2 separate regions of the Homo sapiens genome follow, and region 1 is linked to region 2. The links are chromatin contacts, found by Hi-C or POLR2A ChIA-PET in ENCODE. All regions are on one chromosome and are shown on one strand. Each heading gives the region's core, a stretch centred on a gene start or an enhancer-like site at or near the end of the contact. The rest is flanking DNA. Distances are from core to core; before and after follow the strand shown.

Region 1 (5,880 bases), core at 1,310-3,809, 320 kb after region 2:
TGCTGCAGGCCTTCCTGATCCCCCACCCCGCAGCCTGTGCCCACAAGCCCCAGTACCTGCTGCAGGCCCTCCTGACCACCCCCCAGCCTGTGCCCACAAGCCCTGGCCCTGGTACCTGCTGCAGGCCCTCCTGCAACTCCCGCAGTGACGCCGTCAGCCGCTGGTTCTCAGCACGCAGCTCAGAGACAAGGTCCACATTGTCTGGCTCCTTCTCCTTCTCCTTCTCCTTCTCCTTCTCCTCTGCCCCAGGGGGCGGGCCCCTGGCCCTTCGAAGCAGTGCACACTCTTCCTCCAGCCGACTCACTTTGAGCTTGAGCTGATCCACCTGGAGCCCAAGACATGGGTCAGCCCAGAGGGAGACACACTGGGAGCCACGGGTTACAGGGGTGGGAAGACCTGCTCCCTCACTCCTGGGTGCCTCCCAGATTCCCAGAGAAGCCGAAGCAGGAGTCCTCCCCAGGCTTGTCTATGAAAACAGGACAGGCTGGACAGATATAAAACAAACAGGGCTGAGGAAGGAGCAGTGGGTAGCAAGGCCAAGGACACCCTCCCAGGGGAATCCACTCTAAGAACTTGTGGGCGGACATGCTGCATCACGACACGCTGTCTGTCCCGCACTTCTGACACTGACTCCCGTCAATTTAGCCCAGTATTCTCATGGCAGAAAAGGAGGAGGGCCGCATCAAGAAGAAGTGGGGCCAGGCACAGTGGCTCACGCCTGTAATCCCAGCACTTTGGGAGGCTGAGGCGGGCCCTCAGTGGATCACCTGAGGTCAGGAGTTTGAGACCAGCCTGACCAACATGGTGAAACCCCGTCTCTACTAAAAATACAAAAATGAGCTGGGCGTGGTGGCACATGCCTGTAGTCCCAGCTACTAGGGAGATTGAGGCACGAGAATCATTTGAACCCAGGAGATGGAGGTTACAGTGAGCCAAGATTGCGCCGCTACACTCCAGCCTGGGCAGCAGAGCAAGACTCTGTCTCAAAAAAAAAAAAAAAAAAAAGAATAAGGGAAACCAGGCCTAACACTTTAGAAGGCCGAGGCGGGCAGATGGAGACTAGCCTAGTTAACACAGTGAGACCTCGTCTCGACAAAAAAAATTTAAAACATTAGTTGGGTGTGGTGGTGCGCGCCTATTATCCCAGCTACTCAGGAGGCTGAAGCGGGAGAATCACTTGAGCTTTGGGAGGTTGAGGCTGCAGTGAACCATAATCGTGCCACTGCACTCCAGCCTGGGCAACAGAGCGAGACCCTGTCTCAAAAAAAAAAAAAAAAAAAAGAAGAAGAAGGAGAAGGGGGTGAGGAGGAGGAGGGGAGGAGGAGGGAGGGGGAAGAGGTAGAAGGAGAAGGAGGAGGAGGAGAAGGAGAAGGAGGAGGCGGGAGGAGGGCAGAGTGGGAGGAGGAAAGAAGGAAGAAGGAAGAAAGAAGAAAGAAAGAAGGAGAAAAAAAAAAAAAACAGGGTCAGACCCCAGCTCCGTCTCTAGCTCAGTGTGACCCTGGGCAAGTCATGGCCCCTCTCTGTGCCTCAATCATCTCATCTGTACGGGGGGGGTGTGAGGGGAGAGGAGAGGGCAATGGTTTTGAGAGTTGAGGGACTCATCCAGTCCGGGAACCAGATGCTCCCCGCAACAAGCCAACATCTCACCTCAACACACTCTCAGAGACTCAGACTTGGTCTGGTCCACCCTGAAAGGAATTCCTAACAAAGCCTCCACTCCAGAAGATTTGGCTGTTGGTTCATCTCCCTCAAGAGCTCCAGTTCCAGGGTTCAGGTTTCAATTTTGCTACTTCTAGGCTCTGTCATCCTGAGCAAGTCACTTACCTCCTCTGGGCCTCAGTTTCCTCATCAGTAAAATGGGCCCAGTCAATCCCCTGGCCCCATCATTTGCCTCCCAAAGGTGTTGCAAGAATCAAACAAGACAGCAAGTGGGCAGAGGCCTCTAAACTATGAAGGGCTACAGAGCTGCCACAGTGTGACCGTGGCTGTCTTCACAGCTTCAAACAAAATCCCATGCCCCTAACCAATCACCAGTTCGGAGTGTGCAGCCAGAAGTTGGCCTGGTATGGGGGGTGGGCAGCTGTGGTGTGACCACCAAGCTGGGAGCAGACGTGCATGGCCAGTTTGCTGGACTATGAGTGCACTCAGCCAAGCGTGACGCATGTGGGGTCTGAGGTGGCCAGACAGTGACAAGAGTGGCAGCAGGTGGCAGGCCATAAAATGAAGTCATTGTTGGGAAAAGGTCACAATGACTTCTGGTGCTACAGTCAGGCATGCAATATTTGGTGCCCTAGGAGTCCCCTGGCCTCTCTTGGAAAGTGACTTGCTAGTTCCCCAGCCTTGAGAGGTTAGAATGGCAGCCCCCCCTCCACACACACACACACACACACACACACACACACACACACACACACACACACACACGGGTCTGGAGGCTGGGTCAGGCAATTCTACAAATTAACAGTCCACTCCTCCTCCTCCGCAAGAGACTCAGAAAGAAATTCATGACTCCCGCATTCCTTTCCACTCACAAAACATGCTTTGTGAACAGCCAGAGAAAGACAGCTCGTTACAAGGACAACTGTGGTCACACCCTCTCAGCAAACCGCAGCCACACACCAGGGCCTCCTGCCTGACCCCTGGCCAGCCGGCTTCCCTGATGAGCTCAGAGGACAGGACACCTGGGAGTCTCCGACGAGCAACAGGAAATACGGATGCATTTAATCCCGGCGTACAAACTCACTGAGCACAAAATTATAGCGTTCGTTCCTTCAGTTTATGTTGCTTAGAAATAACAGCTCATTAAATTTGCACCTTATAAAACAGGGTATTAAATCCCAGCCGCCACACACCTGCCTATGGGAGGTGGGGATGCAAGCCGCCAAGCCAGGCACGATCAGGTGCTCTGTTCAGATCCATCTGCAACACCTTTGTTAATTTTGGAGCAGAAAAGCTCCAAACATAAATTATAAATTAAGGTAAATTTATAGTAGCTAAGTTTAATTTCACTTCTTTTTTTGTTGTTGTTTTTTGAGACAGAGTCTCGCTGTGTCGCCCAAGCTGGAGTGCAGTGGCTCAATCTTGACTCACTGCAACCTCCACCTCCCGGGTTCAAGCAATTCTCCTGCCTCAGCCTCCCGAGTCCCTGAGACCACAGGTGCATGCCACCACGCCCGGCTAATTTTTTGTATTTTTAGTACAGACGGGGTTTCACCACGTTAGCCGGGATGGTCTCAATCTTCTGACCTCATGATCCACCCGCCTCAGCCTCCCAAAGTGCTGGGATTACAGGCATGAGCCACTGCGCCTGGCCAATTTCACTTCTTAGGTCCCTAAAATAGGAAAAAGCAGCCACTCTGCGTAGAGGCAGATGACCTGCAGACTACAGAGGCACCTCCGACCATCTCTTTTCCATCCCCCTCCCCTGTCCCAGCAGCCCCCAGATGGCCACACACGCAGGACATCTCCCAATCGCATCACACCCAACCCAAAGGTGGGACAAGCCGTGAGGGCTGCAGCCCCTCCCAGTACCCCCAGCCTGCAGCCCTCACGCCGTCCTCTCTAAGCAGTAAATTATTTCTTCTGAGAAAACCCTACAGCAAGCCCCATGTCTGTTTCAGAAAAAAGGGGAAGCCCTCTGGGTAAAGAAAGGGGAGCACTCCTACCTGCCAGCCACCGCCCCTCAGCAGTGCTGAGAGCCAACTCAGAAATCCTTCAATCCGGCTGAACACAGTGGCTCATGCCTGTAATCCAGCACTTTGGGAGGCTGAGGCGGGCAGATCGCCTGAGGTCAGGAGTTTGACACCAGCCTGGCTAACATGGTGAAACCCCATCTCTACTAAAAATACAAAAAAAAAATTAGCCAGGCATGGTGGCACACACCTGTAATCCCAGCTACTCAGGAGGCTGAGGCAGGAGAATCGCTTGAACGTGGGAGGCAGAGGTTGCAGTGAGCAAAGATCTCACCACTGCACTCAAGCCTGGGTAACAAAGCAAGACTCCATCTCAAAAAAAAAAAAAAAAAAATTCCTTCAATCCCAGGACATTGGGAAAGTGCTCTAACCAACTTCTCTGTGCCTCAGTTTCCTCCTCTAGAAATGGGGAAGATAGTGTTGTCCACCCCAGCGTAGGGTGGCTGGAAAATTAAAGGGGTCTGTGCATGGCAAGCACTGAGGATGGTATCTATAAAGCACAAGGCCGTTTTATAATTGTTACATCATCCTTATCTGTGATGAGGATGAGGAAACTGAGGCACAGAAAGGAAAGCCTTCCCCATGCCACATGGTTTTTCACAGTAGAGCAGGCCTGGGACATGTCCCTGTCCCTGCCCATCACTCCTCAGAAAGCCTCCGTCTCCTGCCACACACCAACCAGGCCCTCGAACGATAGCCTCAAGGTCATCTCACAACCTCAAACCAGCCACCTACATCCTCAAGCAGGACCAGCAGCCTGGACCCTTCAACTGGTGGCCTCAACACCCCCATCAGGGCTCACCTCCCCAAGATATCGACCCACCTGGCGTGCACAAACCGAGGACTGGCACACCAGTGCACCCACATCTACAGCCTCACAGCCACCTGCAATGCTGTAGCCACGGCCCAAGGCTCCTGGGGTAGGGAGGCTTCAAACTCCACGGTCAGAACCCACTGTGCAGCCTCGAGCAACATGGCTGGAGAGAGCCTCCTGCGTGCCGTGCGGCCTGCACTGCTAAGCCCTTGACGTGGATCAGCTCATTAAATCCTTGGAACAACGCCCTGTGGCAGTCAAATACTGGTATTATCCCCCTGCTGAGTCCCAGTCAGAAACCAAGAAAGTGAGATGCAGTAGGAGGCACAGCCTCACTTGCTGCTGGAGGGAGTCAGGTGAGACTTCCCCACACAGGGAGTAGGCGGAACAGCAGCGTGGGAAGGGGGCTGGCACTGGAGCCAGCCGGACCCGGTTCAAATCCAGGCTGTGCCGCTTCCTGGCTCTGTGACCTTGAGCAAGTCCTTTCACTAATCTGAGTCTCAGAGTCTGTATTTGCAAATGAGGGCTTGGCGTATGGTGCTTTGGTGAGGATTAGAAGACATGATGTTTAACCTATGTGTCTCTTGATAATAATATCAACAATGGCTACTGATGACACAAGTTGTGAGCAGTGTGCTAGGGACTGTACATGTTTGAAACTGTGTCTTAAACTCACCGGGCCAGGTACGGTGGCTCACGCCTGTAATCCCAGCACTTTGGGAGGCCGAGGCGGGCAGATCACCTGAGGTCAGGAGTTCGAGACCAGCCGGGTCAACATGGTGAAACCCCATCTCTACTAAAAATACAAAAATTAGCTGGGTGTGGTGGCACGAGCCTGTAATCCCAGCTACCCGGGAAGCTGAGGCAGGAGAATCGCTGGAACCCGGGAGGCAGAGGCTGCAAGGAGCCGAGATCACACCACTGCACTCCAGCCTGGGCAACAAGGGTGAGACTCCATCTCAAAAAAAAAAAAAAAAAAAACAACTTATCAAATCCTCATAACCCAGTGTTTCTTGGCCCCGGCCCTACCGATGTTTTAGGCTAGGTAATTCTTTGCTGGGGACTGTCCTGTGCCCTGCAGGGCGTTTGACAGCATCCCTGGCCTCTACACACCAGATGCCAATAAATCCCCACTAATTGTGACAACCAGAAATATTTCCTAGACATGGCCAGATGTTTCTAGGGGGTCAGAATCACCCCCCATTGAGAACCACAGTCATAACCCAATGAAGTAGGTACACCGAGCACTAAAAGGACTTATCCACGTCAAAGAGCCAGCAATGGTGGCTCTGGGACACAGGCTGGCTGGCTACTACATTGCAAAAGCTGCCCCTTCCCTTGCCTCCCCGACCCATCTCCCCAGGGCCTACCGCC
Region 2 (6,724 bases), core at 2,510-5,009:
TGCCTTTCACCTGGACGGGCCCTCACCTGGACAGCCCTCACCTGGACAGCCCTCACCTGGATGGCCCTCACCTGGACAGGCCCCACAGGGCTGCATGCTCCGACCCTCGGCCCCCGCTGGTTGCTCTCCACATGACATTAGAGGGATCCATTTGAAACCTGGGTGGGATCAAGTCCCTGTCCCACCCAAACCTGCCCCTGTTCCCACTCCACTCAGCGGAGCCCAAGTCCCTACAGTAGCCGGGTGGTGACAGCACCCCATGTGATCTGAGCCTGGTGCATCTCCCGGCCCTGCCCCAGGGCCCCTGCACCAGCTGTGCCCTTTGCCAGGAGGCTCCTCCACCACCTCTTAGAAGCCTGTGCTCCATGGGTCCTCCACTGACCACCTCATTCAATATGCAGCCTGCAGCCCAGACCCGCACTCCTGAAGCCCCTTTTCATTTCCCAGAGCACTGATCACCATCGAACATTCCACTCCACTAACTTAGGTGATGTGTGCCTTGCTCACAGCCCATCTCCCCACCGAGAACGGGTGCTCAGGCAGGAGGCATCTTGGTCTGGTTTGTTCACGCTCCGTCATCAGTGTTTGGAACAGACCAGGCTCACATTGGGGCTCAATAACTCAGGATGAAAGAGGAGTCTGGACAGGTTTCCGCCCTGCCCTCTACTCCCTCCACCTCAGCTCCCTGGCCCTCCCTGCCCACTACCAGGCCCCACAGGAGGGCACTCACCCTTCAGGATGGTGATATTAATGTAGGGTCTGATCTCAGGCAGGGCGTGGGGGCGGCCGGAGGAAGAGGCTGAGGATACATGGGCAGGATCCAGGGGGTCCTCAGAGTCACAGCACCGTTGGCAGCCGCTGGCCACAGCTCTGTCAAAGGTGAGCTCCACCATAGGGATCTCACACATCAGGAGAAAGAGCAGGAGCGCTGCCCAGACGGGACCCAGGGCGGCTGTCCCCATGGTGACCTGGAACAAGGAAGGAGGGACAGGAACTATACTTCACTCAACATCTACTATGTGCCGATGCCTGGGGTGGGCGGGTGCTGCGTCCTCCAGCCACAGCACTCCTGACCTAACTCCAGAGGGAAGGTTATTGTCCCCATCTATCAGACAAGAAGACTGAGACCTCCACAGAGCAGCAAGTTCCCCAAGATCGGGAGGAGACTGGCAGGGCAGGGCCTGCATGCTGAGTCTCCGGGCACCCAGTCCATGGAGGCTTCTGCTCCACACAGGCCTTGGAAGGATGAAGCCCCTCTGAAAACAGCCACAGCTGAGAGCAGACAGGGATCCCAGGAAGCTTTGCTGGGGCAGGTGAGAAGATGCCCCAGCTGGCCATGGGTGGCAACCCAGGAGACCGTCAGATGCTTTCCCGCCCGCGCACCTCCCTCTGGCACTTTCTTGCCACCGACTCCACTATCTCCAGCAAACACATGCCCTCCGGGCAGGAGGACTGAGGTTAGTGAACACTGGGGACAAACGTGGAGGGTTCTGGAGGCTTGTTCTCAGGAGAGGGGATGGGTGGCCGAGCCCATGCTTTGGTGTGAGAACACCATAGTTCTGAAAAAAAAGAGATAAGAGAGTTCATTGATCCTAGCAGACAGAAAGCAACGTCCATGAGAGCATGTGGGGTGGTGCGCGGTGATGGTGTCATTGCATCGCTGAGCAGTCAGGAGAAGGAATACTGGGTCCTTGACTGCAGCCCATTGCTAGTCTTTAGAGTGCCTTTGTGCAAAGCAAAGAAGGTGCCCCTCTGGACAAATTAGAAATGATAAGAGTCCCCGTTGGAGGGACGTGATGCTGAGGGTGTGCAGCTTGGCAAGGGCTGGCGCTAGTCCACCTCCCTGCTCAGCACCTTTGTGCAGTCAACTATCTATGCAACCCAACCTTATCCAGAAGCCCTGCAGGGAGGGTTCTGTAGAGAGAGTTAGTTCATTGGAAGATGGTTGTGTCAATCATCGTAGACCTGCCAATCAGATGCCAAGGTGGTAAATTGGAATTAAGGGGTAGGACTAGGAGGTATAAAAAATTCTAAAGGATCAGAAAAGTGTAAGTGTTGGTGAGGATCTGTCTCTGGCCTTGGCCAAGAAGGGGTCTAGGGCTCCAGGAGAGAGGCAGGAAGTAGCCTGGACACCAGGCGCTAGAGACAGTCCTGGGTTGGGTGGGCAGGAAGCCGGGCAAAAAGACCTTTGAGGTGGTGCAGCTTCTGGGGGCTGGTGCCGAGTTATCACAGGATCAGAAACTCTGCTTTTGAAACCAGACTGGTTTTTACACTTCTGGCGTTTCTTTGTTTATTTCCTTTTTGTTCTCCTTTAACATTTAGTAGAATTCAAAAATATTTTTTTTGTGGTTAATACATGTAGACAAGGTACAATTATTACTTTTTAAAATGCCACCCTGTCTCAGCTGAGCACTGAGGTGAGGGCAGAGTTTTAAAGGGGCAGGATGGCCAGGTGCAGTGACTTACTCCTGCAATCCCAGCACTTTGGGAGGCCACGGAGAGAGGATCACTCGAGTCCCGGAGTTCGAGACCAGTCTGGGCAACATAGTGAGACCCTGTCTCTATTTTTCAAAAATTAAAACTAAAAATAAATAAAGCGGCAGGAGCCCTGCCCCCCACCCCCAGAGCTGGATGGTAGCAGCAGGAGAAGGGGGCTGGACAGGAAGTCTCCAGAGCCACCTCCCTCTTCCTGGAGGTGACTCTTCCCAAGCTTCTCTCTGCCCACCCTGGTTGGGTTCCTGGTTCTGCTCAATAAGGAGGTCAAATCCTCAGAGATCAACATCCTCCCTGTCTGAGACTGTCATCCTCAACTTTTACTTATAAATGACAAATCCCAGTGGTTTTGGAAATCCCAAAATTCCCTTCTTTTTCCCAGCCACAGATATGACCTCATGAGAAAAGCTGAGGTCTTAGAGTCAAATCTGAGACCCAGAATAGTTTGCAAGCTGTGTGACCTAGGGCTAGTGGCTGAACCTCTCTGGGCTTCCTGCTCCTTGATACTTACAAGGAAATGACACCACCCTTTCCCTCCCAGGTAATTTGGAAGGATTTCAATGCAGGAAAAGTGCCTGCCTTATAAAAGACTTAAAAAAAAAAAAAAAAGTGTGCTTTGACTTCTTCCCTGTGCCTGCATGGGATGGGAAGGAGAACTTCTCCCAGAGGACTGGCATGGTTTGGGAGCATTTCTGTTTCCTATTGGCCCCAGCGGATGGGAGTCAAAGGCTGTGAGACACAGAACCGTGGCCTGGGAGCAGGAATCAGGAAGCCGTTAACGAGGAATCATAACCACAGCCAGGATCACGAACTAGCTCTGGGGGTGGGTGCCAGGCAGGGACCAAGTGTGGGAACCAAGTCATAGGGAGGACTTTTGGGGTCCTTGCTGCTTCCACTGGGACCTCTTTGGGGAGGGAGCGGCAGGGCAACTTTTCTCGGTCCAGGCAGGCCGTGCAGAGCTGAGTTTGTGTGTGCCCGGGTAGGGGCGGGCACAAACCGGGAGCAGTGGAGCGCAGCCCTCAGCCAGAGGCAGGAGGAAATGTGGAGGGGAGAGCCTGGAGAGGCTGTCCCAGTCAGAGGGAGAGAGCAGGGCCCGAGATGCTTCCAGGAAGCAAGGAGGGAGGAGAGGAATTCCAGGCTCTGACCCCAGCCCCCAAGCTTGAGGAGCCTCTGGTCACTCACCCTGTGTCCTGTGGCCTCCCCAGGCGACTCACGGACCCTGAGCCACTGCATGGCCTCTGGCTCCTTGGCCCATGTCTGCAATACTAACTTGTTGCTGGCCCAGACCCCCAGGCCCAGCAGAGGAGGGAGAGAGGAGGGGATGGAGGGAGAGAGGGCGGAGGGAGGGCGGAGGGAGAGGGCAGAGCCGCTTCCCACTTCCCCTCCTCCCTGCTCCCTCCCTTTCAGCCTCTGGGTTCTGCGGAGATAAAGGGAGGCAGGGATTTCCTTTGCTTAACTCTTTGGTGATCCAGTGGGGTCTTGCTTGATTCAAAGGCCTAGAAAGTCAGAGCAGGCAGGAGTCTGAGGCCCCCTGATGATTGGGAAATGGACACAGGCATGGGGCACAGGAGCCCCTAGGTTGCTCAGGAAGGGGGAGGCAGCCCTGAGTCCACCCTGAGCTAAAGTGCTTAACTGCTCTGAGTCACAGAGGCAGGGTGGGTAGCAGAGAAGGTGCAGGTGTTGGCCCTCCAGGCACAGGCTAGAATCCTGGCCCTGCTACCACAGTCGCGTCGCCTCTCAGAGCCTAGGTGTTCCAGAACTGCAGTCCTCAGCCCCCTTTGTGCCAGGCACATGGGAGGGCTTAACCCATGTTTGTTGGGTGAATGACCAGGCTGACCTCCTCAGGTATCATGCAAGTGTTACCAGAGAGGGGTACTGATCAGACCCCAAGAGAGAATTCTTGGATCTTGCACCAGAAAGAATTTGGGGTAAGTCCACAGAGCAAAGTGAAAGCAAGTTTATTAGAGAAGCAAAGAAACAAAAGAATGGCTACTCCATAGGCAGAGCACCCCCAAGCACTGCTAGTTGGCTATTTTTATAGTTATTTCTTGATCCTATGCTAAACAGGGGTGGATTATTCATGAGTTTTCCAGGAAAGGGGTGGGAATTTCCTGAAACTGAGGCTTCCTCCCCCTTTTAGACAATATAGGGTAATTTCCGGACATTGCCATGGTATTTGTAGGCTGTCTTGGTGCTGGTAGAAGTGTGTTTTAGCAAGCTAACACATTTTAATTAACATACAATGAGCAATAAGGATGACCAGATGTCACTTTCATTGCAATCTTAGATTTGGCAGGTTTTGGCTGGTTTGTTTACCGCATACTGTTTCTCAGCAGGGTCTTGATGACCTGTATCTTGTGATACCAGTCCTGCCAACTTCCTATCCCTTCCTGTGACTACAAATGCCTGACCTCCTGGGAATGCAGCCTGGCAGGTCTTAGCCTCATTTTACCCAGCCCCTATTCAAGATGGAGTTGCCCTATTTTGAACACCTCTGACATATTTCCCTACTCTCTTTTACGAGGGAACGTTTAATCTTAAGGGTTGTAGAGGCATGAAGATCCATCTTCTGTAACTTCTTCAGGCTGAATAGAGGCGATGATATTCCTGCCTAACTATTAGAGTCTCTTGGGTTTGGTGCAGAGAGGAACTGAGTAAGAAAATGTTGGTGTGTTCAGAGTCATTTGTAACTCTGAGTCCTAACAAAAGGTGATATCTGGAAGATTAATGTGTTCAATTTAAGGAAGCACTGAGTAAGCTTATCTTGCATTCTTACACAAAGAGTATAGCAGCAATATATTCTACAACAGCAAAGTAAAATAAGTAAAATTATCCCAAGTAATCCAAATAAGAAGGCTTTCCATGAACTGGGCAAGAATGCCTGTGACTTATCGGGTAAAATGAGGCTGAGACCTACTGGGCTGCATTCCCAGGAGGTTAGGCATTCTTAGTCACAGGAATTGCTAGATGAGCTGATACGGAGTTGCTAGACGATTCCAATACATGCTCAGAATTAGATACTGATCCAGATTTTTATGTTATCCATCCCTCTTGTTTCTGACGAGAAGCAGTCAAGAGATGACTGTTTGGTTCACAGAAAGAAGCAAGGTCAGTCTAAATTGCAGACAAAAAACTCAAAAACAATGGATGAGACTAGAATCTATGACAGGTGTACCATATTTTTTGAAACACCGTTTTTCTCTCTCCAGTCTCCCATTTTTTATTAAAAACAAATCATGGTAGGACCAATTTATTTGCAAAATAAGCTTTAGTCTTATTATACTTGGCTTCATTATTTGCATAAAGTGCAGCAAGTATAATTATTTGCCATACAGGCTCCTTTTAAAATTGGCTTTGTTTCATAAGGTATCTTAGATTAGATGTTTTAAAGCTTTGAGCCCAGCCATGGATTTACCTATGCCTGCAAGAACCTGTATGAGTTAGATAAATTCCTCTCCTCTTGAGGTCCCGAGATAACTCGGGGCTCCCAGGCCTGTCAGAAAGTTACATTCTTTACTTACCACAGGTCAGGAACCCTATACAGGGACTTCATACACAAGGTACAAGACCAGTTTTTCCAAGAGGCTTTTATTGGCTCTATTAGTCAACTTTAATTCCTTAAAGAAGTCTGTTTATATTTGAAAGCATGCCACTCGAGTCAAACCCTTGTTAAATAACCAGTTTCTCCAATTGTGTCCTGTTACAAAAAAAAAAAAAGAAGAAAGAAGGAAAAACAGATTCTTACTGCACTTATGCAAATAACTATATTGCCGTAAGTTAAGAACACTCACAAATAGTTTCCAAATTCTGCAGAAATCAGGTAAAGAGAAAAAAACATATTCCAAATTTTGTTTTTGGACAAAACTTTGTTTTATAATCCTTACCGGAGCGTACTTTACTCAATTGTTAAAAGCTGTAAATAGCTCAAGAAGGGGGGGTTTCTTGACTCTGAAAAACAAAACAGAAAGATCAACAACATTTTAAGCAAAAAGTCATAAAAGATTATTTCAGTCTTTTATTAGTTCAGTCTATGCAATTAATTCCTGTTTTGCTTGATATATATGTGTTAGTTTTCCAAGAGTCTTGGATGATGTTTTCTTTTTCTCTGCATTTAAGAGTACTCATCAGAGTCCTATAGCTGATTATAAACCACCTTTTGAAGAGAATAAAAGCAAGACAACAATTGTCTATGGATGACAGAAAGACTTAGAGCAGTCATGGTTAAAGAATT

Evidence for each region. Hi-C counts contacts between places; a loop is a spot of excess contacts on that map. ChIA-PET counts read pairs that join two places held with the same protein, here RNA polymerase II (POLR2A).
Region 1: a map of PC-9 shows a loop between it and region 2 (21-fold over the local background). The contact joins the enhancer-like site here to the promoter of C1QTNF6 in region 2. A Hi-C loop is called at or near these places in 2 of 168 maps with a recorded cell type or tissue (PC-9 and endothelial cell of hepatic sinusoid). POLR2A ChIA-PET finds 5 or more read pairs at or near these places in 1 of 52 experiments (HepG2).

The regions. Positions count from the first base shown.
Region 1 is chr22:37,510,097-37,515,976 of GRCh38, forward strand. CARD10 (caspase recruitment domain family member 10) reads right to left here. Exons shown (of 20, transcript NM_014550.4): 3 at 5,877-5,880; 4 at 116-325. Among named protein-coding and RNA genes, the nearest start is that of CARD10, 6.4 kb to the right of the region's middle. RefSeq lists an enhancer at 1,842-2,355. Within about 2 kb of position 2,560, at least 18 of the 41 ENCODE cell types and tissues checked have a DNase peak (open chromatin) inside an H3K27ac peak, as active enhancers do; they include PC-9, where a contact is called at or near this core.
Region 2 is chr22:37,184,488-37,191,211 of GRCh38, forward strand. It overlaps C1QTNF6 (C1q and TNF related 6), which reads right to left and starts at 3,760. Exons shown (of 3, transcript NM_031910.4): 1 at 3,676-3,760; 2 at 731-968. The coding sequence starts at 3,726. IL2RB-AS1 (IL2RB and C1QTNF6 antisense RNA 1) reads left to right here. Exons shown (of 2, transcript NR_199008.1): 2 at 1-2,335. RefSeq lists enhancers at 2,864-3,499, 3,500-4,133, 4,134-4,769, 4,770-5,403.